Regions from separate parts of the Homo sapiens genome. Here region 2 is linked to region 1. The links are chromatin loops, found by intact Hi-C in ENCODE. Cell type or tissue: PC-3. All regions are shown on one strand.

Region 1 (4,000 bases):
TGGTTTTTTACTCTTTTCATTTTGCAGAGCCATTGTTTTGGTTTTTTAAATCAAGTTAGATGTACATTTCGAATTAATATCAAAAACATTCAGTGGGCTGGAAACACTTCACCAGCACTCCTGGTAAACTCAGGTGGTCCAATAAATATAGAAAAGGACATCAAAGATTTCTACTGCCCCATTCCAAGAGAAAAAGAATCAATATACTCAACAAATTCACACAAATACCTCTTACGAACCTTTATGGAAATCATTACTAGTCTATCAGACAAACAAAAACACAAACATGCACAGAAAAAGAAATAATTGAACTCTGGCCAAAAATTGGAGTTCAGATAAATCTATTCAAGTTCACAGACAATAGTAAGTAAGGGGAGAGGAGAGGAGAAAATGAAAGAGATTGCTGGACGGATGCAGCCAATGGTGGGTTCACTGAGAGAGTCCCCTTCATCAGTGAGAAAGGAGCCTGGGATGAGGGGCAGAAGTAATGCCTGGACCTGACACCTTGCAAGGAAGATTTCTCAGGTCTAGGTTCAACTACTTTTTTTTTTTTTTTTTTTTTTTTTTTTTTGAGACGGAGTTTCACTTTTGTTGCCCAAGCTGGAGTGCAATGGTATGATCTCGGCTCACTGCAACCTCCACCTCCCAGGTACAAGCAATTCTCCTGTCTCAGCATCCCAAGTAGCTCAGATTATAGGCATGCGTCACCACGCCTGGCAATTTTTTATTTTTTTTTTAATTTAGTAGAGACGGGGTTTCACCATGTTAGTCAGGCTGGTCACGAACTCCTGACCTCAGGTGATCCACCTGCCTCGGCCTCCCAAAGTGCTGGGATTACAGGCATTCACCACCGTGCCCGGCCTCAACTACTCTTAAACTGACCTGTGGATGAGGGGCTGTGGATTCAGTTGCCTCACTACAGACACAAATTGACTGCAGGGCTCCTAACCTACCTCTGACCCTCACCAAAATGAAGATGTGAAGCAGGGTAAGATGAGGGAAGCCGTTTTGCTAGCAGCAAGAGAGAATCTAAAGATATGGAACCCAGACTCCAGTGGGACAGGTGAGCAGCTCCCAGTGGTCACTGTGCAGAGATAAGCTACCCCAAGAGGTGTCTCGGTTTATGGGCCTCCTGGGTGTTGCTGCTGTTGTTTGGGTGGCACTGGAGGGGTGGGGCCATGTTGGCACCTTGTCTGAGGTGAGTCAGCATTGCCACAAATAGGGAGAAGGCAATAGCAGGAGTCTGTGTGGTTCTAAGGAAAAAGCCCAGGCATCTCTCTTCTGTATCTCACAGAGAAGCAAGAGAAAGAGAGAGGCCCAAGACCTAGCATTGGAAAGTCAGGACTACCCATCCAGTTCAGTTAGTGACAACATTAGGCTAACTCCTTCATTAGACTCCAGAAATCTTTAGGGTCCAGAGGACCCTTGACTTATAACAAAGAAAAGCTAATGAGTCAGGAGATGAAGGATGAGATAAAGTAGGCAGCTCTGACGTTTTCCATAAACAGACTTGTAAGGGAAGAATGGGAGTGATTAATCACCTTAGGGTTTTTCTGTTTGTTTTTCCACTCCCTGCATTAAAAACTTTATTTACTCACACATATCATTCACTTGAATCAGGTTAGTGTGTTCATGCACTCAGTTCTCAGGTAAACCTCATGTAAACTGTTACCAACTTGAGAGTTGCAGCTCTAGACAGCTTGGCAGGTTCGTCTCTTCCAGAGCCTAGGAATTAGAAAAAGAGTCATGCAAAGCCCTTTGGCAAACCCAGTACTCATGTAGGGGCTGGTGTTGCTAGGCTGAAGTCCAAGATGGTCTTGACTCCTGAAAAGGTATTCTCTCAATTTCATCCAAACAGTTTCTCATAATCCTTTCTACATCAGCTTCTACACAAGCACAAAGAAAAATCTGAAATTTAGGGGAGGTTTTTCCCAGTTTTAAAATCATTTTCTTTTCCCAGTAACAGTGGAAAACAGACCATCTTGAATAAATACTCATTCTAATCTACCTGTTGTTTTGTTTGACTTTTAGGATTTATCCACCATTTGTTTTTAAATCAAATCCAAAACTGACAACTAGCAAACTACTTTACTTCAAGAAGTTGTTATTTTATAATAGAACTTAATGAGCATTTCTGAAACATATCAAGAATTACTCACCATTTTCTTCTATTGTTTATTAGGGGAATATGCTGTTTTCAAGTTCTGTTGACAACTCATGTCCATTTAGTTTAACATTACATGTGCTGAAATGTTGTAATATTCTTCTTTTGTTTTCCTATGATTTTTTTTTTTTTTGCCTTGGGTAATGTAAGACAGTTTTCAACTCTATAGCTGTAAGGGTATTTTTATACATGCTCAAAAAGATGGATCACTCTACAGCTAACCAGAATGGTTTGCAAATAGTCTCTTAAGTAATCAGTCTGGATTGTGTGATCGATCAGTAGGGACAGAAAGAGTTTTATCAAGATGACTGGCTGTGGCTGACCAGCCACTCTGTGCAAGCTGTTCAGAGACATGTTTATTAAGCCCGTATCAGTGAACTCAGAATATAAGAGCTGGAAAAATCCTTGGATACTCTCTACTCTTCATTTTACAGAATACCAACCCAAGATCTAGAAAGGGAAAGCAATGTTTTCAGAACCCACAGTGAAGTTAGAGAAAGAGTCAGAACAAAATCTCTGTCACTGGGAGAAGATATTTATGTCACATATAACTGACAAAGGATTTTTATCTATCATATATTAAGAACTCTTGGAAATCAATAAGAAAAAAACAAGCTAATTAAAAATGGGACAAAGACACCGTAATAGTATGACATGTTGCTACTTATTAAAGAAATGTGGTTAGAGCGGCTTAAGTAAATGTAGGCTGATTTTCCTCTCATAATCAGAGGTAGGGAAAGAAGCCATCTAGGGTCAGCACAGCCGTCTGAGGAAATCATCAAGGGCTTGGCTTCTTTCCTGTTCAATAGACTTTCTCTTCACCTAGGACAGTCTTCTTCCTTTTCTCCAGGTATCAGGTCTGTGCTCCAGAAATAAACAGAAGTGACGTGCCAGGGACACAAGTAAAAGACCTGCCTTTCAAAAATTCACCTGGAGGCCCCAGTGACTCCCACTTTCCATTTGCCAGAGCTGGGTTACACGGCCCCCACTCCAGACTCAAGTGAAAGGAGAAAATAAGTTTACCTGGGCATATTGGGATCTCAAATAAAATTAGAATCTGTTGATAAAGAAGCGAAGGATGGATAGGGAGAGACAATTAGCAATGCCTGCCAAAGAAAACAGAGGCAATACACAGAAGAGGGAAACATACTGGTTAATACAGTTAAGAAAAACTGCCCAGTCTCACTCCTAATCAGCAAAAAATAAATTAACTAAATACAAATAAATGAAATAATAAAATAGCATCCCATACTCAATTAGAAAGATAATGTCTTTTGTTCACAAAAATAAGGGTAAAGGAAAACTTTCATTCATGAATATCAAAGCATAAATTTATATAGTTACTTTGGAGGATAATTTGTAGTAAATATGTAGTAAATTTACAATTAACCAAAAATAATACTTCTAGGTGCATTTTTGAGAGAAGTTCTCCTCTGTGTGTTTCAGGAGACGTGTAGAGGTGCTCTTTGCAGCTTTGACTATACTGAAGAAATACTGACAAGAACTAAATTTCCTCCATAGGGCATGTATAACTAAACTGGTACGTTCTTCTAATAAACACACTAGATCTATTGGTATCAACATGGACTGACTCTCGGATTTATACTCCATAGTTCTTCTGAGCCTGGCCCCTACATCTTTGCCACTACTCAGGTGTGAAACGTTTTTGGCCTTTACACCAAGTTCTACGAAATCCTCTTCCCACTAGGGTTTCTGTAAGCATGCATGATTTGCTGAAGATTTGGTGGGAGATATGAAGAAGTCAAACTGGAAGGCTTCACTTCCAATTTGTACATGTCCTTCTCATCACTCTCCCCGCCTTTTTACTATCTCAGG
Region 2 (4,000 bases), 110 kb after region 1:
CAGTGGCTGACCCCTGATTCTAGACCAAGGACCTATCACCTTACAGCTAAAGGCAATGGCGCCCAAAATAGTTAACTGCACAAAGCTACTGAGTGGTTCTGTTAGATGGATACTCAGATCTTCTCCAGTGTATTTTTTTTCCTACAGAATCTCAATATAGACCTATTTGAACTTAAAATATTAGTTATACCTTGAAAAGAAGGTGCTCACAGATACTTGGAGATACAGGTCTGAGTTCAGGCTTTCACTCAAGAGTAAGGTCTATTTAGGTTAAAATTGTGGTCACTACCTAGAGGCAACAGTAGAAATTGTGGGCTTGGACAAAGTCACTGAGGAAGAGCAGGAAGCAAGCATGTGTTGAGGCATGCAGGGAATGCCAGGTTTGCAGTGTCTTCACAGAAAAGGAAGCCAGTTTACACACACACACACAGAGACACACACCTGCACACACACACACGCCTGCACACACAGAGAAAAATGATACGAGAATCTGGACAAGTCATAGCCCTGAGGTACTTCTTACATTCTTATGGTGGGAGTTGACATGAACTGTCTGTTTTATTTAGAAAACGAGCTGGTATGAACTCAGCAGCAGGGCTGGGGCTCCCACCAGGCCCCTGGCTGTGAGCTCCATCAACAATGTGAAGCCTTTCCCCATTCTATCACTTTTTATTTTATTAACTTATTGTTGAAGCCAGAATTCATATTTTTCACATCAAAGCTTGGTACAAAATGTCTCAAAATATCCTTCTAAATATCCGAGAATTACCACTTGGTTTTAGGTTACTTAATCTTCTCTCCATTCCAATGTCAAATAAGGAGATGAAGAGAGATTATTCATATTCAGTGATTTTCTAGAAAAGGATAGAATAGTGGATAAACGCAACTGAGGTGTGGCCATATGGTAAAAATATTCATGACCTAGTGAGTTCACATAATACAAATATACTTGTATTCACAATGTAATAAGTACCCTGCTTTTCTAGATGAAAGAATTATGTATTAGTTTTTGGAATTTTGTTAACATGATAATAATAACAACAGTAATGTTAGTAAAGGCTAACTAAGTGCAGATCTTGAGTCGGGTACCTCACATATGTGACCCCATTCAGCTTGCAGAATAGTGTTAGCACCAGCTGGAATGAAGAAGCTGAAGGTGAGCTGTATAAGAAACTTGCCCAAATTCATGTGGTTACAAAGCGGCTGGGCCAAGCAAGATTTGAACCAGTTACATTTCATTTTTGTAGCTGTTGTGTGAAAAATGATCGAAAAGTTCTACAAACAATTTTACCTGAAGCATATATTTCTTTTTATATATTGTCCTATATTAACCACCCTGATATTAAAAGAAGAGACCACATTTTAAAATTTATTTTTATCATTATCTCAGATTTGAATAGCTAGCTCTAACTTTAAAATCCATCCTCTCAATACTTTTAATTCAGTTTTTGCTCTTTCTATCAATATATATCTCTCCTCCTCTCCTTCTCTCCCTTGCTGTCTCCCTGCCTCTCTCTCCCTCTCTTGCTCTGTCTCTCCCTCTCACACACACACATGCAACCACACAAACACACTGTCTCTTTCTGTCTCTTTTACCTTCATTATCTCTTTGTCCTCGTGTGTATGAGTGTGTGGTGTGTCCCATAAAATAATCTTCACCTAGACAAATGCTGTAGCCTGCCCACTGATGATCTCAGCCCCACTCATTTCCTTGTTTACTCTGCAACCAGAATGATGTTTTCACAATGCTTCAAGGACTTCCCTTTGCTTTGAGCTTGGCTTTAACACAGCTTCCAGCCCTGCCCCTTCCTCCCTCCTTACACTCCTGGCCTCCCCTTTCCCCGACTGCCCCTTCTCTCTGTCCTCCAGTGACAGAGACCCACTTTCATTCCTCAAAGGACTCTCAGTCTCTTTGTCCACAAGGCCTTTTAAATGTGTTGTCCCTCACAGGGGAAGCTGTTCACACCTGCACTCTGACCCACCTGCTCTGTCCCATCCCAAACCTATTCACTCTTCAGATCTCCATCAAAACAGGCACCCTAGGGGCTGCACTCCCTCATTTCCAGGCTAGGGCATTCATCCCCATGATGCATCTCATAGCAAACAATAGCACTTCCATAATTAGAAATTACATATGGATTGGCTTGATTATTTGTTTCTGAGCCTCCCAGGAGACTTAAATTTCTACAAAGGCAAAGACCATGTTTGTTTTCCCTAATCTTGCATTTTATACGGGGTCTGACATAAAATAGGCAAAAACCATTTGTTAATTAAATAATTACAACTTAATTAAACTGCACCTCTACATTTTCAATACCACTGTTGAAACTTTCTTCCCCAAATTCTGAGCTAGTTATAAAATACATTTTAAATTGTATCCTCACGTCTTAATATCAGGGTGGTTAACATATTAAAATGAACAATTAGAAAGACAATGAAAAATGCCAGGTAAAATTGCCTTATGTGCTTCGATATCTTTTTTTTGTAGAAAAACAGCGAAAAGATGAAATTTAGCTGCTTGACATATTCCCAAGCTACTAGAGAAAAATATATATTGCCCAAGAGAATCAACTTTTTTTTCCTTGCATAGCCACTGGATGTTTCCTGGGAGAATTCAAACTACTGTGCACAAAAGCACTTTTTCATGGTGCATAGCCTCCCAGGTATACAGAAATTCACAAAGCAAAAGTCAGAGATCCATTAGAGAAACCGAGAGGAGAACTTCACCAACAAACAGCCTCAGGGCCTTGGCCCCATCATTCCCATTCCATCCTGTGTCCCTTGATATGGTTTGGCTATATCCCCACCCAAATCTCATCTTGAATTGTAGCTCCCATAATTCCCACATATTGTGGGAGGGACCCGATGGGAGATAACTGAATCATGGAAGCGGTTCCCTGCCTGCCCCCCCACATCCTGTTATTGTGATAGTGAATAGGTCTCACAAGATCTGATGGTTTTATAAGGTAATCCCTTTCACTTGGCTCTCATTCTCTCTCTTGTCTGCTGCCATATAAGATGTGCCTTTTGCCTTCTGCCATGATTGTGAGACCTCCCCAGCTATGTGCAACTGTGAGTTCATTAAACCTCTTTTTCTTTATAAATTACCCAGTCTCAGGTATGTCTTTACCAGCAGCACAAGAATGGACTAATACAGCCCTAGAATTAGGCTGGTCTAGAGTTTGGTTTTAAATATCTGCACCCACTGGAACTTTCTGCAGAGATCACTGGATGGAATTACTACTCAGCATGGCCCAAACTTGCAGCTTGACTTTACAAGTTTACACATCATGTCCCCATATGATTAATTTTAGTAACTGCCTTTTCTAAACACCTACACCTGAATTAAAATGCTAACGAGAAGGCACACTCAAATCATTCCCCAATGAACAGATGGGCCCCAGTGTTTCCAGCTATGGACTGTATGAAGCAACAGATTGTGCATCTTTTCACAAATCCTCAAATTAGAATTTTTATGGCATCACGAATTCAAAGATGAAGTCTGTTTTCCTGCAAAGGAGATTTTGTGCTGACCTGATGCCAGCCTCTAAGCCTCTTCCTCTGGCAGGGCACGTTGCAAATAAAAAGTGCTTTACCATGTATTCAATTAGCTATCGCTCACAACCATTCTGGCAGTTAAGATAACTGTTATTTATGTTTTATGATTCAGTTAACTTGCTCAAAACGTACTCTGAACAATTTCTTGGTGTCTGATTTCAGACCAGTTCAACTGGGCTAGACCCATCTGCAGCAATGTATTCTACATCGTCTTAGGAACACACCTGACTATCACGGTATTAACAGTGGGCTAGGCACCTGAATGCCCCTTGGCATTTGCAAGATATGCATGCAGAGGACTTCTGCTGCGACCTCCTGCTAATCCAATCAATTAGTAAGCAGGAGATGGAAGTCTGACGGCACTCATGCAGGTGTACCTGCTCTGGCAAAGGAGGAATCACATCCAACCCAGCAGAGAATGGGAAACTTGCTTAAAGGGCTG

Evidence for each region. Peaks named below come from ENCODE experiments on the same cell type or tissue, not always from the same donor. Only the 100,000 strongest peaks of a DNase experiment are listed, where the experiment ranks them.
Region 2: a loop joins it to region 1, with 4 times the contacts of the local background. A loop is called at or near these places in 1 of 110 quality-filtered maps.

Annotation. Positions count from the first base shown.
Region 1 is chr2:220,617,278-220,621,277 of GRCh38, reverse strand. All of the region lies in intron 1 of LOC105373895 (a long non-coding RNA gene), which reads right to left. Among named protein-coding and RNA genes, the nearest start is that of MIR4268, 710 kb to the right of the region's middle. RefSeq lists an enhancer at 926-2,125. In PC-3, no CTCF peak of the experiment used is centred here; a DNase peak (open chromatin) is centred at 1,557; H3K4me3 peaks cover 649 bases; H3K27ac peaks cover 3,210 bases.
Region 2 is chr2:220,503,073-220,507,072 of GRCh38, reverse strand. No RefSeq gene overlaps it. Among named protein-coding and RNA genes, the nearest start is that of MIR4268, 600 kb to the right of the region's middle. In PC-3, no CTCF peak of the experiment used is centred here; a DNase peak (open chromatin) is centred at 1,712; H3K27ac peaks cover 2,122 bases.